Regions from separate parts of the Mus musculus genome. Here regions 1 and 3 are each linked to region 2. A link is a loop called in an ENCODE intact Hi-C map of the cell type or tissue named here. Cell type or tissue: heart. All regions are shown on one strand. Each heading gives the region's core, and the rest is flanking DNA. Links, peaks and the distances in the headings are about the cores only.

Region 1 (10,069 bases), core at 1,106-9,105, 60 kb after region 2:
TCACAACTTCAAACTCTTCTCCTGAAAACCAAATGAAGAAATGATTAACAACACATAACTCACTAAGATTCTAAGGGAAGTTCCTTCCATTCCTGGCCGGACTGGTAACAACAGGTCAGGCCCTTCATGATACACAAAGCTGTGGTGGGAGGTAGGTCCCTAGAAGTGTCCATTTTTCCAGGGAAGTGGAAGGGCTAGGAGGCACCCCACTATGCCTTGTGCTCTGCTCCCACTTCTGGAGACAGTTGGAAAAAAGACAAGAACTCCACTCAAAGCCAATCACAGTCAGTGGACTGGTACCAGTTAGCAAACTACTGCTAACCTAGAAGTCCAGGAACATTTAGACTATCTCAGGGACACTTGGCAACAGGCTTCCCATTCTCATACTTATGACTTCCTAAGTAGAGTCAGACTGGATTTGCGAACCAGACAGTGCAAAGGAGGCTGCACAGACCCTAGGGTCTGCTGTGCTGCTCCTTCCCAGTTGACAGCCTTCGAGGACCACCCTGCCCCCACCTCTACTAGAATGGGCCCCAAAACTACTTCACTGCCCAGCTCTATTCAGAGCTAAAGGACCAACCTCTCTTCTGAGATAGAAAGAGAGGCTGCTAGCAAACACAGAAGTGGATGCTCACAGTCACCTAATGGATGGATCACAGGGCTCCCAATGGAGGAGCTAGAGAAAGTACCCAAGGAGCTAAAGGGATCTGCAACCCTATAGGTGGAACAACATTATGAACTAACCAGTACCCCGGAGCTCTTGACTCTAGCTGCATATGTATCAAAAGATGGCCTAGTTGGCCATCACTGGAAAGAGAGGCCCATTGGACACGCAAAATTTATATGCCCCAGTACAGGGGAACGCCAGGGCCAAAAAGGGGGAGTGGGTGGGTAGGGGAGTGGGGGTGGGTGGGTATGGGGGACTTTTGGTATAGCATTGGAAATGTAAATGAGCTAAATACCTAATAAAAAATTAAAAAAAAAAAAAAAAAAAAAAAAAAAAGAAAGAGAGGCTGGCCAGCCTACGGTTTATGGAACAACAGAGATACTATGTTAGCCATGGGTACCAGGAGAAGCAAACAGGCAGTGGGTGGTGAGGAACGGGGGAAAAAAAAACACGGTTGCATCCCTAGTGGTCTCCAGGTCTCCCTAGGAGGCAGGCTCAAGCATCCTAGATGTTCTCGCCTATTATAAATCAGACCCAGCCTCCCTCTGCTATGTTGGCTCATTTCTTCCAGCTACCTCCCTACCTAGCTCCTGCCTCAGAACCAGTCTTCTGACCCCTACCCTGTACTCAATGTCATGACCACAAGGATCCTGCTGGAGGCCTCTCTGCCATTACTGCACTAATTTCCCAAAGAGACCCTGTGATCTGTCCTCCCAGCTCCTACCATGTAGCCTACTCACTCTTCAAGATTTCCCTCCTGGTTCCTAACATGCTCCAGTTTATTCCCTACTGCCACAAGACAGAAAATAATCCAAGAGCCCAGGACACAAACAGCACAACAGCCAGGAAAGGTATCTTTCCTTTTGTATCTGCAAAGTCTGGGGAAGAGCTAAGCAGTGTCAGGACCCCTGCCATGCCATGTTCTGGAACACAGAAGGGGAAGTTGAAGAGAAACGAGTCCTGCTACCATCTCCACCACTACACTCAAATCTTATGGACATCAGTCATACCCTGCTTCAGGTTCTCAGGCCGGATCCCACTGACGGCTGTCCTGTAGTCAGTCACTGGCTCAGTTGGCTTGACGTACTTGTCATAAACACACTTCCCATACTGGTTCACGATCGACACACGGGCTGCGATGCTCTCTTCCCCTTTGGGACCCACGCCTACCATCTCACAATCCAGGGCCAAGGCTTTTGTCAAGCTAGGGGAACCAAAGGCCCCAGTGTAATAGATATCACGGGCTGGGATTCTAGGCCAGTGAGCCAAGCCTCATTCTGCACCCCCATGACTGCTGGGCAGTCATGGCTCAGTGCTTGCTCCTCCTCCCATGATCCCAGCCCCAGAAGGAGTAACATTGCCAGCAGCTATGGCCCGAGCTCAGCTTACCCGCCAAAGGCTTGTTCCTTCTCCAGGGAGATGGTCCTCTTCTTCTGCCCCAGCCTCTTCCGTACCAGCATGGCTGCCTCTGGGCCTATGGCATCCTCAATATCATCTGGATCCACATCATCAAACCAGATGTCTTCCCTATGAGACAAAGATGAGAATGCCTGGCTGTGAAAAGACCCAGGACACAGATGGATGCTTCGCGAAAGGACCTCTGGCAGGATGGCTCCCCCTCTACACTCCACACTCAGTCCAGCTGAATCTGCTCTCACACATTCCTTTATTATTTGTATCCTGTTTTGCCTGCATGCACCCATGCATTATATTTATCACTTGCATGCCTGGCGCCTGATGGCCAGAAGAGGGCATGCATCATCGGATCTCTGGCACTGGAGACTTAACTCAGGTCTCTAGAGGAGCAGCCAGCACTCTTAACCCCTAAGCCACCTTTCCAGCCCTCACTACTGTTCTTTTAATTTGCAAATATATCTATTATCCAAGACTTAGGAGAACTACAGATAAAACAGAATGTGAAACAGAAGCATGTAACCTACTTCAGTATAATGACCAGGCATTTTCCAATTACACAATAGGTTTGCTACTGGTCAAGAAACACAAGCAGAGGAGTGCATGGCAGAAAGGGACCTGTGAGCCAGGCACACGCCTTTAATTCCAGCACTAGGGAGGCAGAGGCAGGCGGATTTCTGAGTTCGAGGCCAGCCTGGTCTACAAAGTGAGTTCCAGGACAGCCAAGGCTACACAGAGAAACCCTGTCTCGAAAACCAAAAAAAATTTAAAAATTTAAAAAAAGACAGGGACCTGTGCCTTGTACCCTGTGCACACTTTGGAAGCATGAGAGAGTTGATACTGGGTGCTTCATGGCTATCTGGTGAATTCCAGACATTCAGTATCTTTACTCAAAAGGTTCAACTGATGGGCCGCATGCTTCCTGCTCATTTGCTTTCTTCACTAGGATACCCTGACACCTCCTGCCACACACACAAATGCTAAAGTAAAATGCCTGTGTGTCTTTCCTGCTTATATCAGCCTTAGGAGGGAGGGGCCTTGTAGTCTCTCCAATCCAGCCTGCTTATATAACTCAGCAGAAGCAGTTAAACTCACGTCCCTTTACCCTTCAGCAGCTGAATCTTGTAGCCTGTCATGGGCTCACTTAGCTTGATCTGACACAACTCTCATAAACACACTTCCCATACCAGTTCCCAAAGAAATGTTCTCCTTCCCCTTTGCCCGCACCCTCCACTGTATAATCCCAGACCAAGGTTTTCTTTAGGTTTAAGGGAAGGCAGGAAAATCCTAGGCAGCAGGAAGCCAACCTGCCTTATAAGCATATCCCATCCAGGCTAGGTGTTATCACAGTGCTCATTAAGCAGGCAAAAGACACTAAGCAACACATAGTGCACTTCAGTCCCCCTAACTGTACAGATGACCACACTGAGGATAAAAGGATGCAAGAAAGCCATCAATTGGCAAAAAGGCAGGACTGGGTTTCACAGGAGTCCTTCTGGGTCCAGCACACACTATGAAAAAGTTTTTGTTGGCTCTTACCTTGTGCCAAGCTCTACACTGGGGCCCAAAGACACAGTATTATCTGTATAATAGGGTCTGCCTTTAGCAGCCCACACTCTAGGAGAAACAAGGGACGAACAAACAAATATCACAGGGTTGGGTAGAAGACTGTACCAGGGCCGAACGGTGGTGGTGAAGACAGTGGATCACCTGTTTCTGTGGATGTTCCAGGCACCACAGCAGAGTTGATACTTACTCAGTGGGCGTGGGCTGATTCAAGATAACAGCTGCCTCCGTAGCTTTCCACTTAGGCTTGAGAGCCCCTTGATGAGAAGAGATGTCACTATATGTCCTCTTCTTGGCTCCTTTCTTCTGCTCTGTTCCAGAGGTATCTGTGGGAGGTACTAGTATCTTCCTGTCCGTAGGTGCAGATGTAACAGAACCCCTAGTGCTCTTGGCCTTTTCTGTCCTCTGCTTGTCTCCCTTTGATTTATCTGAGGCCTTTTTTCTGTTCTGCTGGATTATTTGGGGGTGCATTTTGTCATCCATCTGAGAGACAAGAGGTTTTTCTGCGGCCTGTGACTTTTGTTTCAGTAGCTAATGGAATCAAAATTAAATATAAGCCACATTTATTATTTTGTTAAAAGCCACATTTAATTTTGAACTGACATACCACAGGTTCAAGAAACTTGTGTGTACATCTATTCTATCATCCATGCACTTCCCATCACCACTAATGGTGCTTTTCACTTCTTTATTTGGAGTTTCACTTAGTGACTTCCATGGTCAACACTGTGGGACACAGTGATCACTTCCGTTATCTCTGGAGGCGGCTACAGCTCAGAATCTAAGGAAGACCTGGAGGAAGGGAGTTCAATGGAAAGAAAGAAGTCCTGTGAAACCAGATAGGGCTGATCCATGTAGAGGAGAGGTCCAGGAGACCAATTTCTTCCTTGTGTTCAAATCTCCAGTTAAGACCACAACAAGATGGCAACCAGCTGAGAGATGTTGCAGTGAGTTTCTACTTATTCACTCCCCTAATACTTAAAAGGCCTGAAGGATTTAGATTCTTGTAGAAACCAGAGCCAAATCCAAGTTTCCTTTAGTAAACATGTCCTCCCTGCACACTTTACTTTCTTGGGAGAAAGAACAAGAACCAGCATACACAGCCCTGACTGTCCACAGGGTTTGGCTGCTCCTGGGTGTCCTGTTGGAAGATCCACACTAAGGAACAAGGTGGAGTGTTGTTATGGAGGCCAAGAAATTCCTTATTGTCTTTCTTACTGAGGCTCCATGACATACACTCCTCAAGACTCCCTAGAAGTCGACAGTGAAGGCATATTCAGCACCCCAGTTCTGCTGTTTACACCGTATGTGACCTACTTTCAACTCAAACCCTGTAAGTTATGTGTCACAATTTCCCCGTCTAAGAAACAAGGGCAGTAAAAGCATCTAACTAAGCTGGGCGTGGTGGCGCACGCCTTTAATCCCAGCACTCGGGAGGCAGAGGCAGGCAGATTTCTGAGTTCGAGGCCAGCCTGGTCTACAGAGTGAGTTCCAGGACGGCCAGGGCTACACAGAGAAACCCTGTCTCGAAAAAACAAAAACAACAAAAAAAAGCATCTAACTAGTATGGAAGAATTTATGAATGGGGGTAGGTATAGAGGCTCAGGACTAGGGAGGCTACCTAATGTAGGAGGACAACCACTAGTGTGGGTATACCCTGAGCTACAATAGTTCCAGAACCACTGGGCCAGAGTTCTGGGACATAGTTTAAGACGTTGCCAGGGTGGCAACCTAGATAAGTGATTCATAATTGAGAAAAAGAATTTGAATGAAGCAGAGGGCAACATCCCTTCCTCCTTCGGAGTCTGTGGCTACCTGACAGAAAGTTCGGGATGAAGGTGGCCTGTCGCCGGTCTCACCTCTTGCAACGCCTTCCAATTTTGAGAAAAGTTCTCGGGGGCCTTCGGCGGTCGGCCTGCCACAGCCGCCGGGTGGCTTCCCGGAACCCCACTTCCTGCCAGAGCTTTGCTCTTCCTGAACTTCTTCTTGGCTTTCTTCCTAGCGAGCTTCCTGATAGGCCCAGGTTGGGGCACCGGCGCGGTGGCCTTCGTCTTCATCTCCCCGCTCTCCGCAGTCGGAACCACCAGGGAAGAGACCGCGACTCCAGCAACCGCGCAAGCACACATTTCCCAGGGTGCAAGCGTGCTCCACTGCGCATGCGGGAACCCGGGTTGCTGTTCTCTTCGCGACCTGCTAGAAACCGAGACTGCATCTTTGGTTCCGCACGTATGCGGACTCTGCGACTAGCCCGCTAGTTAGCACTGGGGGCTGACAGCCCTGGCTAGCAGCGCTGCGGTTGGATACCCAGAGTTTGACGGAAGGGAGCCCAGACCTTCACAAAGATCTGGTGTCCCGGAAGGCCGCAAATGAGGAGACTCTGGGACACCGGAAAAGGCTGGGGGACTACTCTCGGTGTGGCACTCACGGGGGTACGGAAGAGGCGGAGGCGGGTCTTGTGTAGGTTGCCCTATGCACAACCACACACTGCGAATACCGAAGCCTTCCCCACGTCTCTGGTTTACTGACTGCAAAGGCACGCCAGCAGTGTCCGATATTAATGATAAAGCAAAATTTAATTGTGACTATATACGTATACATATACATTCTTAATCGCAGTGTTAATGACCAGCAATCTATTCTTGATCCTGATAGTGCAATACAGATGGGGCGGTCACAGTTGAATCGTTTGCCCTCGGGTTTCTCTGACTAGAGATAAGCAGCAAAGCCAACAGACCACGTAAGAAGGTTTGGGAGACTTGGTGGTGGCTGTTAGGAAAAATATCCAATCAGGACACCCCCTCCCCGGCACCCCCCAAGACCAAGTTCTGAGCACAGAGAAGGCTAGGCAGATTCCGCAACACACTTCAAATTGGCAGTTAAAGAGACTAGGCCTAAGGTATGGGCAAGTCCAAGCAACTCGATTACTAGTAGAAAAAAAAAAAAAAAATCCAGGCTCTAGCCTTCGCACCTGTTGGTATTCTGTCTGGACTCCACCCCCACCGAAACCTGGCAACAGCCAGATATGCTCCTCCACACAGTTACCTGGTAGCAGCTAGGTAGGACTGACCCTATAAAAGGGGCTGCTTGCCCCCTCATCCCTCTCTCTTTCTCTCTCACGCTTTTGCCTCTTGGCCCCTTGTTCCCCCCTTTCCCCATTCCCTTACCCCCTCTCTCCATATGCTCATGGCCAGCCTCCAATCCTCTCCTCCCCCTCCCCCTCCCCCTCCCCCTCCCCCTCCCCCTCCCCTCTCTGCCTTTGTCTCTACTACCCTCTTAACTCCCCTCCCCATGCCCCGAATAAACTCTATTCTATACTATACCGTCATGTGGCTGCTCTCTCAGGGGGAAGGGATGCTGAGGCATGGGCCCACTGAGGCACACCCTTCCCCCACACCCTGCCAGAACAGATCTTAGTAGCTCTTTCTCTTTTTATGATCACAACAGCACTCACTCAGATAATGGTTCTGGAATGCCTAGAGATAGAATAAGATAAAGCCCATCTACCCCAGAAATCCAGTGCGCTTTAAATCGAGCCTTCAAGCTCACTTGATGGTCTCTCTATCTTAGCAATGGGAGACCCCAGCATGCTGGACTTCTGCAGAATAAAACACTCTTTGCGGTTACATACTATTTGAGTCCAGGGTGCCAGTTTTGGGGGACCCTTACAAAAAGAGATTTATTTGCCCCAGAGGGTAGGAAATAAGAGACATAGATATGAGAGAGAGAGAGAGAGAGAGAGAGAGAGAGAGAGAGAGAGAGAGAGAGAGAAAACAAAGTAGAGGGAGGAGGCTATTTGCCCTGGGGGGTGGTACCTCTGCCTACTGATGAAACAGGAATGGCACTAGGAAATTGGCAGTTTATGAAGATATAAAGGACGAGGTGTTTAATTTGTTTGTTTGTTTGTTTGTTTGTTTGTTTTTCGAGACAGGGTTTCTCTGTGTAGCCCTGGCTGTCCTGGAACTCACTCTGTAGACCAGGCTGGCCTTGAACTCAGAAATCTGCCTGCGTCTGCCTCCCGAGTGCTGGGATTAAAGGCGTGCGCCACCACCGCCCGGCCGGTGTTTAATTTTTAATTGGACATGTTAATTATGTGAGTCAAAGGGGGCTTTTCCTTGCTAGACCTCAGTGCTTTTATAGCTGGACTTTGGTAGTCAGCCTCAAAAGGAAGAAGAGACCAGATAAGGGAATGCACCTTGGTGGCTAGCCTTAGGAATGTAATCTGATGGTTTTTAGCAAGGCAGAGGGAATGGGGAAAGGGCAAGGCCTGCCAGAACCAGGCTCACCATCTCAAGTTGGCCAGAGTCCCTTTAGTGGTAGTCATGATGCTGGTGGGGTATGTGCCAAACACCCTTGGCACCCCTCTCCCTCTTAAGTTAGAGACCCAGGGAATCCAGATGAGTTCAATGACTAGGAGAGAAATGAAATTTTGTAAATTGCAAATTTAGCATTTGCTTAGTTTTCTGTAGTAGTTTGAGGTCTAGAATCTTCTGTCATGGGACATCAAGGTTGTTTCCAGCTTCTGGCTATCACAGATTTATTTATTTTCATTTTTCTGTTGGTGCTATTGAAAGACTCCAAAAGGAGCTCAGGCCTCAGGACAATAGACAAGAACTCACGACAGACCGAGCTTGTTGCAAACCACATGAGGCTTTATTCAGGGAAAGCCAGAGCTCTGGGGACGACTCATATCCCACGCAGGGGTAGAGGAGTCGACCTCGAGGGGAAAGAGTTCCCAGTTTTTATAGGCCCTCAGGGGGGAAAGGAGAAGGGGGAGATTAGGGGATTTCCAGATCTAAACAATGTCTATTCTCAAGAAATGGGTATGGGAGGGGTACAAGGAAAGAGTCTAATGAAGGTGCAGCAATGGGCACACACCTGGTCAGAACATTGGCAGACACACAGGTTCGAGGAGTGGCCAGAGCATTGTGCACCTCTATTTTTCTAAATCAGTGAAGCTAGTTCTGCTAACACTGACAATCTTGCCAATTTCAGGGCTTCTGTGTCCTTTTACATTCTGCCAGGATCTTTCACTATCAAACCTAAGGCTTCACACATACTACACAAGTACTCTCTCTACATCTATACTTCCAGCCTAGGAACTGGGATTTTAACTCATTTGTTGATTATTCCTGTGGCCTATAATGTCAATATTCATCTTATTTTCTTTTTTAAAAATTTTGTTTGTTTCCAGAGAAATAGCGTGCTTTTTTATTTAATGTATGAGTGCTCTGCTGCATATACATTCACCTGCCAGCAGAGGGCATCAGATCCTCCTATAGGTGGTTGTCAGCTACCATGTGGGTGCTGGGAATTGACCTCAGAACCTCTGGAAGAGCAGACAGTGTTCTTTTTTGTTTGTTTGGTTTGGTTTTGGGTTGTTTTTTTGTTTTTTTGTTTGTTTGTTTGTTTTTCGAGACAGGGTTTCTCTGTGTAGCCCTGGCTGTCCTGGAACTCACTCTAGACCAGGCTGGCCTCAAACTCAGATTGCCTGCCTCTGCCTCCCGAGTGCTGGGATTAAAGGCGTGCGCCACCACTGCCTGGCTCAGCCAGTGCTCTTAACCACCGAATTTTTTTCATGTAATACAATTTGATGATGTTTTCCCCTCCCCCATTTCCCCCAGATCCTGCCCACCTCAGTCCCACCCAACCTCATGTTCTTTCTCCCTCCCTTCCCCCCACACCCTCCAAACCCCCAAAATCTTAATAAATACAAATACTAAAATACAAATCCCACATGGAATCTGGTGTTGTCTTGGTCAACTACTCCTGGAACTTGGGCCTATCCTGGAGTGTGGTTAATAAACCCAACAACATTCTACCGGAAAAAACTTACTTTATGTTTCCCAACAGGCTATCAATTGATTAGGGGTGGGGCTTTGTGTCTACCTCCCCTTTCTCACTGCTGGAGTTTTGTCTGGCTTGACCAATACAGGCTGTGTGATGTTGCCACAGTCACTATGAGTTTAAATGTGCATCAGTCCTAGGGTAGCTGAAAGACACCTTCAACTCTGACTCTTACCATCTTTCCACCTCCTCATCCAAATAAGTCCCTGAGCCTTGAGGAGAGGGTTCTGACGACCCATTTAGGGCTGAGTGCTCCGCAGTCTGTCTGTCTGTCTGTCTGTCTGTCTCTATCTATCTATCTATCTATCTATCTATCTATCTATATATAGTTCAGTTGTGGGTCTCTACTGCAAGAAGTGTCTCTAGTGAAGAATGAGGGATGCACTGATGTACCAGGATATCATTAGGTGTCATTTTATTGCCATGCTCCTTTGGCAGAATAATAGTAGTCGTTTTTCCCCTAGGCCTATGACACGTGTAGTCTCAGGTTCTAGCAGCTTTACCAGTGTCTGTATGGCTCCCACTCAAGGAGTAGGCCTTATATCCAATCTGAGGGTGGTTGGTAACTCTCTAACTATG
Region 2 (10,048 bases), core at 2,049-10,048:
GTCACTTTGGAGGTGGGCAATGAGACCCTCCTCCTAACCACACAGGAGTCAGTCTTCTGTCTGCCTTTACATGAAGATGTAGAACTTTTGGCTCCTCTAGCCCCATGCCTGCCTGGATGATGCTATGCTCCCGCATTGATGATAATGGGACTGAACCTCAGAACCAGTAGGCCAGCCCCAATTAAATGTCCTTTCTAAGAGTTGCTTTGATCTGGTGTCTCGTCACAGCAATGGAAATTCTAACTAAGATACCAACCTACCCACAAAACCTTCAACCGAAAATATGTCCTGCCTATAAGATGCGCAGGGACAAAGATGGAGCAGAGACTGAGAGCACGGCCAACCAATGACTGGCCCAAATTGAGACCCATCCCGCAGGCAAGCATCAATCCCCGACACTGTTAATGATACTCTATTATGCTTGTAGACAGAAGCCTATCATAATTCTGAGAGGTACCATCTAGCAGCTGATGGAAATGGATGCAGAGACCAATAGCCAAAACATTAGATGGAGCTCAGGAAGTTCTATAGAAGAGGCAGGGGAAAGACTAAAGGACCTGGAGGGGATAGGAACCCCAACAAAGACCAACAGAGTCAACTAACATAGACCCATGGGAGCTCCCAGAGACGGAACCACCAACCAAAGAGGTGGACCTAGGCTCCTACACACATAGCACATGTGCAGCTTGATCTTCATGCTGGTCTCCTAGCATCTGGAGTGGGGACCGTCTCTGATCCACTGTTGCCTGCCTATGGATCTGACTCCCCCAACTCCACCACTTGTCTGGCCTTAGTGGGAGAGGATGCACTTAGTCCTGGCAGTGACTTGATGGCCAGGGCGGGGTGGTATCCTATAGGGGCCTCCTTCTTCTCAGAGAAGAAAGGAAGCGGGAATCAGGAAAGGAAATGGGGGCACTCGAATTGGGATGTAAAGTAAATTTAAAAAAAATTCAGGGCTCCATTCCAGCATATCAGAACACTTCATCTTTCACTGTCCTAGAGTTCAGAACTTAGGCTGGGTGTCTATAGTGGAGTGGCTGTGCTAACCACTAATATCTCCGACTCATGAAACACACAGGTTGAGCTCTCCCTGCATCCCTTCCGGCTCCACAGCCAGACAGCAACTGCTGCGCTGCAGGATGAATGAGGGCCTTGAGCCTTGATCCTCTTAGGAACCTGGAGACAGTGACAGGGAGGGTGAGGAGCTAAAGCTCAAGAAAGGAGCTAAGAAAGGGGGACAGGGAAGCCAGCACCATGCCGGGGAGTCAAGGCTAGTCAGGCCACCTCACCTGTTCTGGACAGTGACCTTCATAGGGACAATTCAGGGCTGTGCTCCCCAAAGGAAGGAAGCCATGCTTCTGAGGGACACAGCTTCCAAGAGGCAGGTGGTACTGGGGACTGAGGTACTCCAAGGAAGGAACTACACCTGCTACCTCAACCAAGAGGTGGTCCGCACGCCACAGTAGCACAGAAGTGGGGAGAGAAAATATTCTACAAGCCTACTCCAGATGTTCAGGAGACTCCTCATTTACCTGGCCCCGGGCCAGCTGGATCTTTTCATGCAGCCGCTGTCGCAGAAAATCCAGTGCAAAGACAGACTCCCGTGCTGTGCCTTGGCTATCTGCAGGGAAGAAAGCTGAGCTGAAAGGAAGTTGCCCTCCCACCACTTCTCCTCCCTACCTCCCTCAGGGCCAAGTGGGGATTTACAGGCCACCATTAAGAAGTTCTACCCAAGCTCCTTTAAAACACATCCCTTGCAGCTGCACTATGAGATTGGTTCCTATGACACAGAAAAACAAGTAGTGCCTTGTCACCAGGTTGTCATGCAGCACAGGACAAACTCCGGCTAGCACTGTTGAGCAGTGGGGACATTTGTGTCTAGGCCCATCCCAGCCCTGACCATGCACATCCTGGAGCCACTTACCTTTAGGGGACCCCAGGGAGCTCAAGCCCTTCTCTTGTTTGGATACCATTGGGTTCTTGGGCCTAGAAGAGGTAGGAGGCTTCTTGCCCAGGGCTTTAGTCTTGTGATCCATAGCTTTCTGTTCCTGCTCCGGAGACTTCTTTTGTGTTTTCTTCCTTTTCTTTTTGGGGGCGCCAGCAGCTTCTGAGCCTTTTGTTCTGACACCTGAAATGCAAAACAAGCAGAGTCCCTTTTCACCAATTCAGCAGAGGAAGAGAATGCAAAGAACCAGGTAGCTAGGCCAGCACCGCCTGTCCAGAGCTACAACCACCTCCTGCCAGGGCAGCAGGCAGCTATGTGTCTATCACCCCTTAGTACTTGGAGGCCAAGGCACTAGAATTCCTGAGAGTTCGATGCCAGGCTGGGCTACATAGTGAGATCCTGTCTCCAAAGAGCAAAAATAAATTATTATTTTTTAAATGCAAAACATACTCACCCACTTGGCAGGGCAGTTATGCACATGAAGAATAGAATACCAAATATGGCTTCAGGGTGGTCACCACCCGAATATCTACACATAACCACCTCTTCTAAGTAATGACAGTACTGCCACACACTTTCTCCTCACTGCCCAAACCTCAACACTAGGCTCATGGACAACAATTTCCTCCTAAATAAAACCTGCCAGCAGGGTGTGGTGGAGCACGCCTTTAATCCCAGGACTCAGGAGACAAAGGCAGGTGGATCTCAGTGAGTTTAAAGCCAGTCTGGTCTACAAAATGAGTTCCAGGACAGCTAGGGCTACACAGAGAAACCATGGAAAGACAAGACAGAGGGAGGAAGGGGAAAGGGAGAAAGGGGGAAAAAGAAAGAAAGGAAGGAAGCAAGTATACCAGCCTTCACCTTGGAGGCGCGCTCCTTAAACTCAGGAACCAAACACCAAGGCTTAGAAGTCCCTGAAACTGACCAGATTCACTAGATCCCCTCTTCCCCAAGCATAGATAAGAAGGCAGAGCATCACTTAATCAAACAGAAGTACATGAAATAAATACTCTCCAACTTTTGAGCTGCCTGCAAGTTGTGCAGTGCACTTCAGGTTTCCAGCTTTTGTGATCCATCACCCATGCTGGGGTAGACTTTGGTGGTAAAGCTGTGTTTGAATCATTTCCACTCCTGTGAGTCACCCCATAAGGCTCAATTCATTTGCCTCTCTGGACTTCAGCAGTATTCTGCCTTTGGTTCTGCCAGAGATTTCCTGGAAAGAAGCTGTCTGCAGACTGACTCCTCCATGTGACTAATAGATAATAAACGTTTTGGAATATACTCACTTAGCAGGCCAACCTAAAAATTAAGAATGCTATCAGCACCAGGCACACCTTTAATCCCAGCACTCCACTTCAGAGGCAGATGCAGACTAATCTCTGTAAATTCAAGGCCAGCCTGGTCTACAGGGTCCAGGACATTACAAGCTACACAGAGAAGCCCTGTTTGGGGGACGGGAGGAACTGCCATCAGCATCTAGTCCTAAAGAAAGCTGTCATTTTGCTATATGACCTGGTATACACTCTAATGTATTTTAAACCTGCTTTGACTTTCTTCGTTCTGTCAAACTTCAAGAAACTACTTCAAGGAATATTTTCCCTTGGAAAATGGGACTTGGGGAAACCTAAACCCATGTTTACAGGCCACCATCATTCTAAATGGGCTCCAGACCAAATGCTTCATTGTGCTCACGTGCAGCATGTGTGTCCTGGCTGAGCAGGTACTCATGTGTCTTCCTACATGATACCACACAACAGCTCTCACACACATTAGGCAAGTACTCCAACACTAAATCATACTTCCAAACCTCCTTTTTCTTTTGGTAAATTTATTACATTTTAATCATGTGCACCATAAATGAGGGTGGCTGATGGGAACAATCTGGTCCTCTCCTAAGAGCTGTAGATACACAGAACTATTGCACCCTCTCTCCAGCTCCGTTTGTTTGTTTGTTTTTAACACATGATCTTAAGCCAGGCGGTGGTGGCACACCTGGGAGGCAGAAACAGGTGAATCTGAATTCAAGGCCAGCCTGGTCTACAGAGCAAGTTCCAGGATAGCCAAGGCTACACTGAGAAACCCTGTCTCCAAACAAGCAAACAAATAAAAGGGGTCTCAGTATGCAGTCCTGGCCATCTGGAATTCACAGTAATCTTTCTTGCTTGTTTGCCAAGTGCTGGTGTTAAAAGGCTTGCAGACCACCTCCCACCTGTGCCTCCCAGACTCGTTTACTTTTATGAGTGCTGTTTGTAAGTATGTCTGTGCATCAAGACCATCCCTGGTGCCACTGAGAGCCAGAAGAGTGTTAATGAGTCCCTAGAACTGGAATTAGGGGCTGGTGTCAGCTGCCATGTAGCTGCTGGGAACCAAATCTGGGTCCTATGCAAAAGTAGCAAGTGCTCTTAACCACTGAGCCATATCTCCACCCGCTCCTTTTACTTTCGGAGAGTTTCCTGAAGTTGCTCATGCAGAGGTGATCACATCCTGTAGTCCTGACAGGCAGGCGGGTCTTGACCTCGAGGTCTTTCTCCTCAGCCTCCCTACCAACCAGGCCCAGACGCAATTAACATTTTATGATTTAAGACTTGCTTCCACTTCCAAAGATAAGGAAATGTTAGCGCTTTAAACTAAACAGCCAAGAATGGAGTGTGCGTTCTTTCAACACAAGAAACACATTCACAGACAAGGGCTGAAAAACACACACGCCAGTAAGAAAACTCTTCACACTTGTAGTAGCAAGCCCGATTTTCTTTCCGTTCGAGTCTGGTAATTTCCTAACTGCCTCCCACTCCTTCAGGGCCCAGAGCTCAAGCTTTTGCTGTCCCCGCGAGTACCCACCCGCTCGAACTCATATCCCTTGCGGGGGGTCCGGCCCCGACCTAGGACAGCGGGCTCCTTACTGACGGCGTCTGCTCCCAAAAGCTGCTCGAGCCGGATGCCTTACCCCATGTGCTCCTCTGTCGTTCAGGGCCAGGCTGCGCGCAGATCTTCTTGGCCAAGTCCTGAAGATAGGTATCCTTGGCCAGGAGAGAAGCCATGCTGCCAACCAAGGCTGGGACCAGAATAGGAAGCTCCCGCGGTGGAGCCCCGCCGGAAGCTCCGTACACGCAGGTACCACCAGTAGAGCGGCGTGACCCCGCCGGAAGTATCTTATGCGCAGACGCAGCCTGGAGCACCGGAAGCCACCCCCAAGGATTAGCCGTAATCTAAACTCCAGGTTAGCAAACCAGCCAGCCAGCCCCGGAAGCCACAGTGTAAATCCGCTAGCAGCTGCTTTCCTCTCGGAGCTCAATTAGCCATGCCTGACGGGCCGGCTACTCCTCAATCTGGAGGCGTTTCTCTGAAAATGGAGCCTGTAACCTGAGAGGGCTGGGCTCCCACCGAGCTTGAAGCCCTCAGGGCCGGGCAGACCTGGGCTACTATAGCTCTTTCCCTACTGCTGGACTGAAGGTCAGAACCCCGCCTGCAGGGGATGCCCAGCATCCTATTGCCACTCCCGCCACACAGAGCAAAACGCAATCAGGTATAAAAAGACGTGGGCCACAACTAGAGACCTGAGTATGGCGTGGATCTTAGATTACATGCGGTAGCAATGAATCTCAATGGTGATGAGCCCTTAGGAATAAGAAACTACTTGCAGATGGCGTTAAAGCTACTTATGAGGAAATGAAGGGAAAGGCAAGCCCAAAGAAGAGCCTGCCCGGTAGTTTTTTGGGTGTGACCCAGCAACTCAGAAGTTCATGAAAAAAGGTGACACACAACTTACATCACTTGTGACTCTGAATTTCTAGAACACTAAATCCCCAAGCAGTATCTCCAGGGAGCTCTGGCCCTGGCCACGCAAGCAGAGGAAAGACAATGGTGCCCTTTAAAGGAGAAGTTTCGCTTTTAAATGTGAACGACAGAATTGACTAAACAATAAAACACTGTCTTTCACTAGGTGGCTAAGCTTTCTCCAGGGCACTTACAAGCTCTTCCAACAGTTAACACTGCTTTGGCATCACTGCTGGAAAACTCCCTCACTGGGGCAGTGACTTGCCCCTAGCTACACATTCCAGTGCTATGTTCTTTTTGGCTATTGTAGGTGCTGGGTCACCTGGTGACCAGCCTATGTTCCTTATAGACCCAGGACTACAACCATGGATGAGGCATGCTGATGGTAGTCAGGAGTGACAGGCTGAATGCACATACCTGCCCGAGAACCATGGTTTCTGTATGTCAGCCGTGAGCCTGGTACTGAGGGGCAATGGGGTCTGAGCTCCCGGTTTCTAAGATCTTCGCTTCTGAGCAAGACACCTCAGCCTTTCCAAGCCCAAGGCCAGTCCTTCTAAGATGCAGGCATGATAGCTCTAAGTAGGATGGCAAAAATAGGTGGCATCAAAGGTACAGGTGCTGCAGTCATATAGCTTGCAGTACTAGCGGATTCTTCATCCATTTATTTTATGTCACGGATTTACTAGATGCCAGGAACCCAAAGCTATATAAGGAGGGGCCGTCCCACTGTTCCCTCCATGGGTGTCAGGCCTCTTGGTGTTACTGTGCTCCTCACATGCGCTGCTTTGTGATGGACAACTCCTGGGAGAGGTTACCCAGCCACTCTAAGGACTTGGAGCTGTTGGAATCCCTCGGCGTCTTTTGGTGTCTCTATTGCCAACACTGTCTTTGCATCTCTGAGTCTCTCACGCATGTGTGCAGGTGTGAATGGTGTGTATATGTATGCCTGTATGTGGTGGACATGTGTGATGAAGTGCCAGCCTAGGCCTCACTCTCCCATCTCCCCCTTACTCCCTCTTCCCATCAATGTAGTATTCCCTGCCCTGAGCACAGTGGCTTAGGTGACTCGGCCACACTGTGGGTTTGGTTGGCCAGGTTTCAGGTCACAGTTTTCTTGGCTGTGGGATGATGCTAGTGTCTACTTGAAGATCCTCCAGCCACATGAGAGATGTGAAGGGGTGGTGGCTCAGTGGCTGCTTCCCCACCTCTAAGGGCTCTTCTTCCACCCCAGAGGCATGGTAGGGAAACTGGAAGCCCCCATCTGGACTCTTTATTTCCATTATAACAGTGTTCAGCCCTGATTTTGACACCTGTTACTACAGAGACATCTTTGGGCCTGCACCTGTCCCACAGCCCATACTACCTGTGATCAGGGGTTGTTTACCACCCCAGCCCCATCTCAGGGCAGCCCCGAACTGGAGTCCAAGTGGCTAAATTGAGCCCCTGAAGGAGAAGTGACCAGAGCAGAGGACACTACTAGACTTAGAACTTCTGTGCTAGCTACCTGGGGTTCTCTGGGCTGAGCGGGCCAGGGCCCCCAGTCTTACCTGGTACCTGTTTACCCCCTTTCTGTTGTTCAACTACAGCCTCTGAACTGAGAATTTGGGACTTATTTTCTGGTTGTAAAAATAAAAAGTGCCATGCCACTTTTATAAGAAAAAAAAAAAAAAAAAAAGGAGGGGCTGTTACTCAAGGAACCCAAGGGCAATCTTGGACTAATCAAGAAAGACAGACAACAGCACAAAAAGCTAATGTTTTATTCAACAGTCTCATCTCAAAAGTAGCAGAAGGAAATGGTGGGAGAATCCAGGAAGACACCCTGGCTAGCTGCCTCTCACACAATCTTGGACAGTCAGCTGTGGCAGAGACATTTATGCTCCAGGCAGCAGGCAGTGGACAGGGCTCTCTATAGAACCTGAACCTAAGGATGGGTAACTGGACTTGACTAAGGTCCACTGAATACCTCACAATTCTAAACAAACTGAGGCTGTCTTCCTATCACCAACCACCCTCCCTATTCAAGGTCTTCAATGGGACAAACTTCCACTGGCAGTCAGGAAGGGAGCCACCTGCTGTAAATAACTGGACAGCATTCCCCAACCATCACGGGGAACTGGCCCTGGCCTGGACAGGTTCCTGAGGCTACAGTGGCTCCTGATCCCAAAGTCCCCAAGGGAGCTAAAACTGAAAAAAGCTAGGCTGTGCTGGGTATCCACAGCACTTCCTTTCTGATAAACTAGGCCCTAGGGAGGGCTACCCTGCGATGGTACCCCAAGAGGCTCAGGTGTGTTCTGTAGGGCCAGGGCCACCACCATGGGAGTGGACAGGGGCTGCAGACTGTAAGGGACCAGCACCAGTCTCCGGGGACGCCAGAAGAGGGGCTGAGAGGCCATCAGCAGAATCTGCGTCGAGGTCCAGCCTCCAGTAAGCTTCACACAGAGGCAGGTCATTAGCTTCGCAGAGACTTGAGCTTTGCCACCACAAGAAACCCCCAGGAGTGACAGGAGCAGGCAGAGGAAAGCCAGGGAGGGGAAAGCAAGACAGATGCAGAGTTAAGAAATGAACATCACCTGACTGCCTCCCCTTCTTCTCCTCTGTGCTGGCCCCTCTGCTAAGCGGTTCTGGCCACTCTTGCATCCAAAGAAAGGTGGTGTCAACAGGCCATGTGACTTAGGCAAACTGTCCCCATGGGTCCTTCTTGACACATAGGACTCTCCTTGTTCCTATCAGCCTCTACCTGTTACCCATCCCTTACCAGTAGGGTAGTGATGAGACTTTACAAAGAGCTCCTGGTGGCAGACCTGTTTCCATCCCTACAGGGTCCTGGCCTAACTGGGTAACAGTCAGCAATACAGGTCTGAGCATTTCTCTATATACCACTACTCTAGCTCTACAGCTCTAAGCCCCAGGCTTTACACATTCCATTTCCTTACATTACACAGGGAAAGCCAGAGACAGGAGGAGGCAAGCACAATGCCTCAGTGGTCATAGCAGTGGCTACTTGGACCACATCTGTTTCTACAGCTGTCTAATATGCACAAGGCCCTAGCTTTCTCCCATGCCTGTCCCCAGCAGTCTCTCGCAGAACTACCCAAGACAAAGGGAGTAGCATCCCCAGGAGAATGGAGGGAAGGCAAAGCCAGAAAGAGCAAGCAGTTCGTATACAGGCAAGAGTAGCCATGCAGAGGGGAAGCTGGGCAACTGGTGGTGGTGTGGGCAGGAGGCTGATAGGGGCAGACAAAACCTACTGCCTCACCTACCGAAGAACTCTGCCATTTAAGGAAATTCCTAGGCATGGGGCAGCTGCTTTACCATGAGGAATATGAGAGAGGTGATTGCCCAAAGAGGACACAGATCATCCCAGAAACGTATGCACGTGATGCAGAGGGGCCGAGGCTTTGGAAACCCAGCACTCTGGGTTCCTATCTGAGCAATTTATCCCCTCAACCCTTGTACAGGACTGAGTCACTGTCCCAGTACTCATCCGCTCAAGTGTCCTTGAAGTACTACAAGGTAGTGACAGGAAGATGTGAGGAACTCACCCTGGGTTGGTCTAAGTCTCTGCCACTTTGGGGTACAGTAGATACTCCCACTTTTCTGCTAAGCTGATGAACACTGAGACCAAAGATAACCCCAGAACTCTCTGGAGAACTTTAGAACTACTGAAGCTTGGCAGTGACACTGAGTCTAAGATGGGAACAAGATGTCCACTGCAGCACTGGACATCTGTAGTTGACTGCAGCTTCTGTGCAGCAGCAGCAGGAGCAAACCTACCACCAGGGGGAGTCAGGCAGGGTGCTGCTGACCGGAACCTTAACTTCAAGCTAATGGGGTGGGGCAAGGCCTCCATTCTCCAGCCCGGTTCCGACGACATATTTTACACTGGACTCTTGATTTCTCAAGGCCTCTCTGGATCAGAAAGTTTCAGGTATCAACATTCTAAGTGGCCCTGTAGAGAGCTATGTGACAGATCCTGCCTGCTGCTATCCTCTGAGACTAACATAGGTCTGACACCAGGAGACTCCAGCTCCATGAATAAGGCCGAGCTGACATCCAGGTATCTTGGGCCCAGGAGTCAAAGCCACCCTGCTTGAGTTCCTTACCCCTCCCCCATCCCACCTCTCCACTGTGAGTCTGATGACATTCACATGGAACTGAATCTCTGAGCAAGCAGTAGGCAGGGCTGTCCCAGAAAGTGAACGTCGTTAGAGACCTGGAAGGCCACAAGGGGCCAATCCAGCCTTGACTAAACTGTCTAGACAGACAAGAGATTTAAAGCAGTAAGACAGAGACTGTGTTGCCCTGGAGGGCTTCCTCGCCCCCTGGGGG
Region 3 (10,069 bases), core at 925-8,924, 1.4 Mb before region 2:
TAAATCTTTAAAAAATTCAAAGGTGATATACAAATTAGAAGAAACATTTGTGTATGAATATGTGGATGCTCTGTATATACCTCTGTGTGTTTGTGTGTGTGTGTGTGTGTGTGTGTGTGTGTGTGTGTGTGTGTGGCTGTGCAAGTAAGCAGAGCAAGGGGACACTGGTGGCCCTCTGCCTATTCCCCGGAGGTGCCATTCTCACTGGAACCTATGCTGAATGCAGCAGACTCTGTAGTCCTGCCTCTGGCCTGCCTCTAACTCAGTGTAGGGTTGTGGGTGGGACCAGCCGTGCCAATATTTTTAGGTTAATTCTGGAGCTCCAAACTCATGCCCACATGATTGTGCAGCAAGCATTCTTACTCACTTCCAGAGGTCCTGAGTTCACTCCCAGGAACCACACGGTGGCTCACAACCATCTGTAACGGGATCTGATGCCCTCTTCTGGTGGATGTGAAGACAGCTACAGTGTACTCAGATACATAAAATAAATAATTAATTCTTTGAAAAAAAAGAGATAAGTAAAAAATATGTGCATGGCTAGTGAGTTAGCCCAACAGGTAAGGATGCTGCCTCTAGGCCTGGTCTTCTGCATGTGATCCCCGGAATCTATTAAACATGGAAGGAGAGAACCAACACCTGCAGGTTGTCCTCTGTATCCACAAGTATCCTCACACACACACACACACACAACGTGTATGTGTGTGTGTGTAATATAGTTATCACTAAAATACCTAATACTTTCAAATTTAACGGAAGTTTTTGTTTTGTTTGTTTGTTTTCGAGGCAGGGTTTCTCTGTGTAGCTCTGGCTGTCCTGGAACTCACTCTGTAGACCAGGCTGGCCTTGAACTCAGAAATCTGCCTGCCTCTGCCTCCCGAGTGCTGGGATTAAAGACGTGCGCCACCTTGCCCGGCAAGACACTTAAAAAAAAAAAAGAAGAAGACTAAAATGGGTGTCAATTCTAGAGCTCTATGTCAAAAGCTAATGGCATGGCCCATGCTTGGCCCATTCAGACCCATAAGGCAACGAGGCAAGGGCCACATGAGCCCAACCCCTACCAGAGTGGAAACATCACTTTCTGTTACAGAACACAAGAAAAAAAGGGAAAAGTGTCCCTGGAGCTAGGGTAGTGAGCCCAAGCCAGGCAGCACAAGTTCATGGTGCTCCGTCAGTGAGCTCTATGTTTGTGGACAGGACAGTCTCCTAAAATTCCTCCTTCTAAGGCCCCTGGTGGTTCACTTACTCTCCAGTCTATTTTCCTGCTCCCCCAAAGTCCAGCTGCCCAGAGACCCTGTGTGATCAGAGCCTCCTCTGGGACAGCTGTGGCCCCGAGAGCAGCCACCCACCAGGATTCCTGTAGCTCTTGTTCCTAAAAACATGTCAGCAGACAAGGCCTCTGACTTTGCTCCGGGAATCATACAGCAGTTCTGCTAGTACTGCAGCTCACTTGGGGCACTGCTAGAGGGGAGGACATGGTGGACTGGGGAGCGGAGGGGTTAGTCTACCTCTGCCTTCCTGTCATCAGTAGGTGGCTGAGCCTGGACTTCACACTCCCTGGAAGAACAAGGACTTGCCTATTTTGTGTCCTCAGGGCTTGGGGCATTTGAGAAATGCTTCTTAAATAAGTGCTGGAAGTTGTCAGGCCAGCAGCAACGCAGACAGGAGCCCAGCTACATCTGGGATGATGCCCAGTTCCCTGAACTCCAGCCCTATAGGGCCAAGCAAACCAGCCCAGGTCTTGAAAGAACACTGCTTCTGTCTGGAGAAAAGGCCTAGCTCCTCCTTTAAGGGCACGCTGTGAGGCTTCCTGCTTCCTGTTCCCTGGAGCTGGTAACCTTGACTACAGTCGGTCAGGTGATCCTGGGGGCCAGCTCTATCAGAAATGAAACCCACATTCCAGGAGCCCCATGCTCACCTCTAACCGGTTCATTAAGTAGTCTGCCCACTCCTTGCTCCTGGGGTACAGCTTTCCACTCTATGTGCTCCAACCACGTCCTCAAAAACATCCTGGTATCTCCCTAGCAAGTGCCCCTGGGCCTCTGGCTCTTTAGCCTCCAGGGTCAAGGATTAGGAGGGGTCTAAAGGGCTTCTTGGTAGGCCTACGCCCCTCTCCAGGGAAGATACCCTAGCAGGACCCTGAGTCCCACCCCACCCCCATGGGCACTAAGCCAGAGCAGAGGGCTGGGGTTGGAGAATAAGGGAAGGTATGTGTCCTCATTGCAGAGAGGAACAGGCTCAGGGAGAGAGCAAGAACTCAGTGCTGTTTCTAGCCCCACCACCCTAGGACAGAATCCTCAAATAGCCAAGGTGTGTGTGTGTGTGTTCGCACGCAAATTCCCTTCGCACCTGGGCCTGGTGGAACTCCTATCCAGGTTGACAAAAAACGACAAAAGACCCAGGGCCAAGTCTGATGTTTAATGAAAAGACCTAGGACAACAGAGCTGTATGAAGGGGTGCTTCTGGGGACAGAAAGGAGAGACTCCAAGAGTGCATTCAGGATGCTCAGAACTCTCTGAGGGTAGCCCACTGTCCACAGCTTCTCCACTAGATGGCCTTATCGCGGCACCTCTGCAGTAGATAAAAACCTTAGCAGGGGCAGGAAAGACCTTGACCACAGCCCTTCACTGCTCTGCCCTACTGACCACTCACCGTTCAGGATGTGTAATTGGTCCGCAGTCTCGCAGAAACCTAGGGGCCCAGGCAGTAGTAAGAGGGGGTCGGGCGTCACCCAGGAGGGTCACGGGCTGGGGACACTCACCATACTTGGGAAAGAAAAGAATCTGATCTTCTGTCAGGTTGGCTTCCCTGACTCGCCGCTCAAACACATCCAGGACAGAGTCATTCACTGGCAGTGAGCGGACTGTGGGGTAGGCAGAGTTCCAGTGCTTTCAACATGGCAGGGAACCCAGGACACACAGCCAGGTCAGCTGTGTGTCCCTGCCCCATCCAGTTCCCACCCCATCCCATGTGTAGCTGTTCATCAAGGGTGCCTACTGCCAAGAGTATGGGGATAGAAAAGGAATGAGAAGGGGTGTGTGTCCATCTGGGGACGCCCTGTCCATCAAGGTGGACCTGGAGGATGCAGAGCACAGGTCATGTGTGAAAAGCACAGGCCATGTATGATCACAGGACTAGTCCGCACCGTATAGTTTCACAGACAGCTTCCTTCCCTGTTCCAGGTACAGGATGGCAAAGCTCTGATAGTCAGTCTCAGCAACCACCATATGCACTGGTCCACGGGCCCGTGAGACTGCGGCAGAACCACAACAGCACATCAGTCCTTTCCCCTCTGCCTCCAGCCCAGAGCCCTCTCCCTTGATGCCCCTGCCTCACCTTGGAACAAGAAGCGGCCAGGGACCCCTGTGTTCTCAAAGAGTTGGCGTACCTGCCAACATATCCCATCTCTGGGGAGGGGAAGAAGGTATGTCATAAGAGGAGGCACCCAGACTCTAGGAACCCCAACCCAGGAGAGGCCATATGGGATAGCTATCTAGGCCACAGAAGAGCTAGAGATGAGGTTTAGAGTCAGGAGGGCAGAGTAAGATGGGCTCAGGGGCTGGGATGAAGTCCTGCTGGGACTCACAGCTTTCGGAAGGTGCTGACAGCCATAGCTGCACCCTGGGGAGCTGCGTGCAATGTGGTGGCCTCAGCTCGGTGTCCCTGCTCCTGAAGAAAGCGGCACGAAGAGCCCACAGCCACCAGGAGCCATGTCCCTGCAAACTGGAAGTTGACTATGAGTGCTCAGGACTGGGGAAATGGGGCACCCTGGACCAATCCCGCCAAGCTAGGCAGGTTCTTATTGCTCTTTTACCTACCCCCACTCACTCCCAGATTTTACCTTCTGAGCACTGAAATTGACCTGGGCCTGGATAGTGCTGATGGGGGAGGTAGACCCAATAGGCTTTCGAGTCCTTTGGCCCAGCGAACTGGCTGTCAAGAGCAGGGTGAAGAACAACACAGCCCCTGGAGACAGCATGGCCAACCTGCTACGGACAGTAGGTGACAGGACAGCGAGGTGGAGGGGTGCACTGTCCTAGGTCAGAGTCCACTGTCCAGTGCCACAGGAAGCACAGTCCAGGAAGTCCACATCTGTCTTCCGATTACTGAACCCCTAACCCAAGCCAGGGTCCATCCTAGAACCTAGCCTTGATAGGAGCTGGGCATTGTGTCCCAAGTGCAAAGTTAAGAGTTGACCTCTGCACCCCTATTTCCACTTGTGGTCAGTGCTCAACCCTATGCATGCAATAACTGTCTTTAACTCCACAACCAACAAGAACGTGCTCATAAAGTCACTTGTTCAAAGCCCAGCAGCAGAGAGAGCAGAGGCAGAGTCTCGAACCGGCCCAGCTGAGCCTGGCTCAATCCTCCGTCCTTTAGGGTAGCCAGGAGTGAGTACTGTTCTGTGAGTCAGAACGCTCGGAAAGTAAGAGTTTGCGCAGGCGCATAAGAAACGCTGGCTGCTAGTCGGAGCCTGAGGCGCAGGCGCAAGACGGGGAAGGGGGGGGGGGGGGAACGGTCCATCGATGCCTCGGGGCTCTCAGCGTCGAGCCTGGCGCCTCCATAAAGACGTGGAGGTGGAGACTAGAGCGGCGGCGGAAGCCGGGCGCAGCGCAGCGGGCAGAGGCACCGCGGTGAGTCCCGGCTTTGGCCCCGCCGTGCTCACTCACCTGTGTCATCTGCCCTGTCCCCAGTCACCAGCCTTGTGCCCCATTACTCCCAGTCCTGCATTCACCAGCCTTCTGCCACCTTCGGTGTCCCTTGTCCCCGATCGTGGCCTTCGTTTATTTTCTCGGGCCTGGTCCCGGTCATGGGCCTCGCTCTGCCTTGTCCTACTTTAACTGGCTTTTGTCACCTTCACGGGCTTTGTTCACTGTCACCATATTTTTTTCCTGCAATGTCTACACTTGTACAGCCTTTGGTGGCCTTATCTGGCCAGTGATGGCCTTGGCAGGTTGACGTCGTCCCAATCCACCCTCCGGTGTTCAGTGGGTGAATGAAGGAGCTGCTGCCCACTCTAGCTAAGCAGCAAAGCGTGGTCCCTGATGTCTCCTCTGACATTCAGAAACCCCAATCACTCTTAACCACCCTCCTGGCCAGGCTGTCTCCTGAGTCCAGAACGACATATGCCACTGGCTAGCAGGAACCCCTTCTCAGAAGAAAGTCAGCCTTGGCCTGAAGTCCTATAGCAGCAAGGTCAAAGACAGGGTGGGCTGCTAAACCTTGGACCTGCCAGTTTGAGCAGCCCAGACCTGTTTGCTTGTCTTGTGCTCACCTGCCTCCCTGTGCCCTGTAGCATTGGGGAAGGCATCAAAGGCCCCCACCTGGAAAGTGGGGCTGCCCCCCACTTCGCAGGTTCTACCTGGCCTAGTAGTACTCAGGGGCTTGCTGTCTGGTCCAGCAAGTCCTTTGGTGTCCTGGAGAATGTAAGGTGGTGCAACGTTACTGCCTGGGTCCTTCAAGAAGTGTTGGGTCTGTGGTGGGGCAGTGCTACTTGTACACACAAAGAGAGATGCACACATCCCTCCCCTCCCCCCGCACATGCTCAGTGCAGTGGAATTCTCCGGTGGGCAGTTGGTGGGGCTAGCTAGGACTGCCATGTCTGGAACCCCAGACTATCAGTCTCTCCCTGGGGTTGGCGATGAGGAGGCTTGGGTTCAGAGCCGCCACTGGTGGGTTTCAGGACCGTCTGGGCAGAATGTCACGATGGATGAGGGGGGCCTGCCCCTGCTCCCCGACAGCCTTGTCTACCAGATCTTCCTGAGTTTGGGCCCTGCAGATGTGCTGGCTGCTGGGCTGGTATGCCGCCAATGGCAGGCTGTGTCCCGGGATGAGTTCTTATGGAAGGAGCAATTCTACCGCTACTACCAGGTGGCTCGAGATGTGCCCCGCCACCCAGGTCAGTACACACACCCCTAAACCTGCTGGCTCAGGGCAGGGGCTCATGGCCCAAGGACACACGGGCCATATTGGGGAAGAGGGAGTCTCTGTGAGCAGAAGGGTGCCCCCTGTGGCTGAGACCTAATTAGTGAGTCGTGAGTTCCAGAGTCCCTACAAAACATCTCCCAGTAGCCATGCTGTCTGTCGGCTCTCAATCTTGACTAGTGAGGGAGCCTTGCATGCAGGAGTGACACTATATTGCCCACAGCGGCCACATCCTGGTATGAGGAGTTCCGGCGGCTCTATGACATGGTACCCTGTGTGGAGGTGCAGACACTGAAGGAGCACACTGACCAGGTCCTGCACCTCAGCTTCTCCCACTCGGGGTACCAGTTTGCCTCCTGCTCCAAGGACTGCACGGTGAAGGTGAGGGTGCCTCTCCCATGCAGCAGAACTCAGTGGGAAGAGAAGCCAATGGTGAGAGAAGCAGAGAGGGCCACATAGTGCCTGGAGGCCTGCTCTGGACCACACAAGACCCAAAGCTTAGAACAGCTCTAATCTCTAGCTCCCAGGGTCAGCCCTCTACATTGGTACGATGTCATAAGAGTGGGTGGTAAAGACCTAGGCCAAGGTTCTTGCCCCATGAGGACCCAGAACCCTCAATGGAGAAGAGTCAGGATTTGCTGTGCTGCCAGAGTGAACTGGCCTGGTAATTACCCTGCAGCCTTTCTGGAACAGATCTGGAACAACGACCTGACCATCTCACTGCTGCACAGTGCAGATATGAGGCCATACAACTGGAGTTACACCCAGTTTTCCCAGTTCAACCAGGATGACTCACTGCTGCTGGCCTCAGGGGTGTTCCTGGGGCCACATAACTCCTCCTCAGGCGAGATAGCTGTCATCAGCTTAGGTAAGTGTGGGCATTGGGTTGGGCTACCTGTCCCATTGTGCCCTGCCAGCAGTCTGCCCAGCTGTGGCCTTCCCCCCAGACTCCTTCGCCCTGCTGTCCCGTGTGCGAAACAAGCCCTATGATGTGTTTGGCTGCTGGCTCACAGAAACCAGCCTCATTTCGGGGAACCTGCACCGCATTGGAGATATCACCTCCTGCTCAGTGCTGTGGCTCAACAATGCCTTCCAGGTTCAGACCGGGACAGGGACAGGCTGGGCAGACAAGTGGGGTAGGGCAGGGAAATAGAGAAGAAGGCATGGGCAGGGCTGGGCATGGAAGGGCAGATGCAGAGCCCAGGGTAGGCTGCTCCCCAGACATGGCCCTCTGACCAGCACCCAACTGTTATCCACAGGATGTGGAGTCAGAGAATGTCAACGTGGTAAAGCGGCTCTTTAAGATCCAGAACCTCAATGCCAGCACCATCCGCACAGTGATGGTGGCTGACTGTAGCCGCTTTGATAGCCCGGACCTCCTGCTGGATGCTAGCGACCAGGCTGGGCTCCCCTGCCGAGTCTTTGACCTAGGTGGGGACACTGAAGAAGAGGCCACTGACCCAGGTTTGCACACTTCTGGTTCTGACCACGTCAAGAAAGGTTTACGGCGTGTGTTTGATAGCGTCTTGGATGGACACGGACAGCTATCGGATTGTGCACTGGAGACCAAGGTGGCTGAGCTGCTGGCCCAGGGCCACACCAAGCCTCCAGAGTGCAATGACGCTGACACCAGGAATAAGTACCTCATCTTCACCACTGGCTGCCTCACGTACTCACCGCATCAGATCGGTAATGGTGGGCAGGGCAGGGCTGGGCCTGGGACGGTCACCAACCACTGTGTTGCTCCCCAGACCAGCAAGTCCATAGGCAAAGCTTGGCTCATGCATTGAGATACTGTTCTGCCTTGGCACACTTGATCCTGTGTAAGAGTGGTGAAAACCCAGGCAGGGGATTGGTCAGCAAGTGAGCGGGTGCACAATTGTGCTTAAGTCTGAGTGTAGACAGTGTTTGTGGACTCTTAGGGCTGTTCTTGGATTGGGAGTGCCCTGGTGGTAATGTCCTTGCAGGCTCTGGATGACCCCTCACCCTGGTCTCCATGCAGGCATCAAGCAGATCCTGCCACACCAGATGACAACTGCAGGGCCCGTGCTGGGCGAGGGCCGGGGCTCTGATGCCTTCTTTGATGCCCTGGACCATGTCATTGATGTGCATGGGCACATCATTGGCATGGGCCTGTCTCCTGATAACAGGTGGGCCTGGTGAGCCAGGTGGGGCACCACAGCTGGCCCTGTATCTAATAGCATGCTTGTACCTAAGATGTATGCTATCCCTTGCTCAGGTACCTGTATGTGAATAGCCGTGCCTGGCCCCCTGGCTCAGTGGTAGCCGACCCCATGCAGCCACCACCCATTGCGGAGGAGATTGACTTGCTGGTGTTTGATCTCAAGACCATGCGAGAGGTGAAGCGAGCTCTTCGAGCGCACCGTGCCTACACACCCAATGACGAGTGCTTCTTCATCTTCTTGGATGTCAGCAGGGATTTTGTGGCCAGGTGTGGGCTCAGGTGGGCTCCAGGGCTTGGGTATGGGCTTCAGCAGGTGGGTGTGGGCTCATCCAGATGCTATCCCACAGTGGGGCTGAAGATCGGCATGGCTATATCTGGGACCGCCACTACAACATCTGCCTAGCCAAGCTGCGGCATGAGGATGTGGTCAACTCCGTGGCTTTTAGCCCCCAGGAGCAGGAACTCTTGCTGACAGCCAGCGACGATGCCACTATCAAAGCCTGGCGTTCACCACGCATTGTTCGTGTTCTGCAGGCTCCACGCCCTCGCCCCCGCCCTCGCCCCCGCCCCTTCTTCTCCTGGTTTGCCAGCCATAGGCGCTGAAGGCTTCAGTGATTTGAGCCATTGGAACCTACTGGGGAAAATGGTACCCCGTGGTTCTTTATTGCACTGGGGCAGAGTAGCTCATAGCAGCAATGCCTTAGGAGGGGCAGCCTGACCCCAACACACACACACACACACACACACACAAAACCTGCTCACTTAGCCATAAGGCTTAGCACTAGGGTAGCCCTTGTTGGCAGCACCAGATCCCATGCTAGCCTCTTGGCTAGCTTGGGGTACACAGGTCATTGGGAACCCTGTTCTTCACCTACCCTCTTCCCTTGGGTTGGCAGCTCACACAGGTCCAAGCTGGCTTCTGCCTGGGTACCTTTCATATTCAGCCAAACCCACACCCTTGGATGTCTTGAGTGTACCCTGGGCAGCAGGCCACAGGCACTGGTCTCTGATAATTCAGTTTTTGCTACTGAGTGGCCTGCAGTGGACTGTGGGTGCTGCATGCTGCACTCCTGAACTGTTTGGGCCTGAATAAACAGTTGGCAACAGCACATGCCATCTAGTCTGTTTGTAGCGAGGGGCCCCAGGCCTTGCTGGCCAATGTCGTCATGGTGATGTCTGCCTCTGGTCCTCCAAGAGACTGAAGAGTGAGCTGGTTCGGGTGCGTAGTCCTTTGACTTCAGGGATGCCTGTGCATGGCTGTGAGTGCTAATGGGTGCAGGAAGATTGACCAGCCCAGCCTGGACAAGCACCCAAAAGAGGGTTGGCTCCATCCTCCCTCAGGAGAGTTCCCTGGGCAGAGTATAGTGATACAGATCTGTAATACTTGCTCCTCGGGGGGCTGAGGCAGGATGATGGGGAGTTAAAAGCCTGCTTGGATACAAAACAAATCCAAGGTTGATCTAGGCTACTTGGTTAGACCCTGGCTTGAGAAAGTAAGAGGTTTGGGAATTGTGGTTTGTGTTAATAGTGTTTGCCTGTCATGCCTTGAGTTCAATTCTTGGTGCCACCATAAGCTCTGAAAATGTGTGAGGTCCCAGGGTGCAGGAGGGTAGCTCTAGGCCATCCTAGGAGCTTACGTCATGCACCTACACTTAGCGGCTCCATGCATGGTCCTGGCAGTAGGGAAGATTTGGGACTTTGACAGGGCCAGCCTCCAGAGTGACCACAGTGTGACTGGGCAAGCAGCCTGGTACAGTAGCGTCTCATTTAAAAGCTGCTCTCCTACCAAGAACAGAAAATGTACCCAGGGCAAGTGAATGAACAAGGCAAGTGCCCTTCCAGGTCCAAGCTAGCAAGTGAGCAGGGATTACTTCCCATCCTTCCGCATCTGGCTGCATCAAGGGGACTAGGGCAGAACCCCAGGGACATATGGGACCAGAGAAACCAGGCCTGGTCTGT

Evidence for each region. Hi-C counts contacts between places; a loop is a spot of excess contacts. Peaks named below come from ENCODE experiments on the same cell type or tissue, not always from the same donor. Only the 100,000 strongest peaks of a DNase experiment are listed, where the experiment ranks them.
Region 1: it touches region 2 in a loop (4-fold over the local background); 9 of 42 quality-filtered maps call a loop at or near these places.
Region 3: it touches region 2 in a loop (8-fold over the local background); 4 of 42 quality-filtered maps call a loop at or near these places.

The regions. Positions count from the first base shown.
Region 1 is chr2:26,958,547-26,968,615 of GRCm38, forward strand. Rexo4 (REX4, 3'-5' exonuclease) reads right to left here and starts at 5,840. Exons shown (of 8, transcript NM_207234.2): 1 at 5,506-5,840; 2 at 3,837-4,177; 3 at 2,057-2,194; 4 at 1,678-1,871; 5 at 1-21. The coding sequence starts at 5,772. In heart, for the core only: CTCF peaks have their summits at 2,406 (motif pointing right), 5,818, 6,025 and 8,896 (motif pointing right); a DNase peak (open chromatin) is centred at 5,945; H3K4me3 peaks cover 2,272 bases; H3K27ac peaks cover 1,715 bases.
Region 2 is chr2:26,897,805-26,907,852 of GRCm38, forward strand. Surf6 (surfeit gene 6) reads right to left here and starts at 5,083. Exons shown (of 5, transcript NM_009298.4): 1 at 4,890-5,083; 2 at 1,925-2,128; 3 at 1,533-1,621. The coding sequence starts at 4,983. Med22 (mediator complex subunit 22) reads right to left here. Exons shown (of 4, transcript NM_001033908.1): 4 at 7,463-8,189. The coding sequence ends at 8,000. In heart, for the core only: a CTCF peak has its summit at 9,503 (motif pointing right); DNase peaks (open chromatin) are centred at 5,137 and 9,497; H3K4me3 peaks cover 2,695 bases; H3K27ac peaks cover 2,116 bases.
Region 3 is chr2:25,496,253-25,506,321 of GRCm38, forward strand. C8g (complement component 8, gamma polypeptide) reads right to left here and starts at 4,254. Exons shown (of 7, transcript NM_027062.2): 1 at 3,842-4,254; 2 at 3,587-3,723; 3 at 3,337-3,407; 4 at 3,146-3,253; 5 at 2,762-2,863; 6 at 2,653-2,691; 7 at 2,398-2,571. The coding sequence starts at 3,979. The coding sequence ends at 2,558. It overlaps Fbxw5 (F-box and WD-40 domain protein 5), which reads left to right and starts at 4,498. Exons shown (of 9, transcript NM_013908.5): 1 at 4,498-4,634; 2 at 5,684-5,899; 3 at 6,149-6,306; 4 at 6,619-6,793; 5 at 6,873-7,021; 6 at 7,185-7,614; 7 at 7,928-8,075; 8 at 8,165-8,377; 9 at 8,458-9,218. The coding sequence starts at 5,707. The coding sequence ends at 8,713. In heart, for the core only: a CTCF peak has its summit at 2,542 (motif pointing right); DNase peaks (open chromatin) are centred at 3,039, 3,919, 4,519 and 5,855; H3K4me3 peaks cover 2,365 bases; H3K27ac peaks cover 3,418 bases.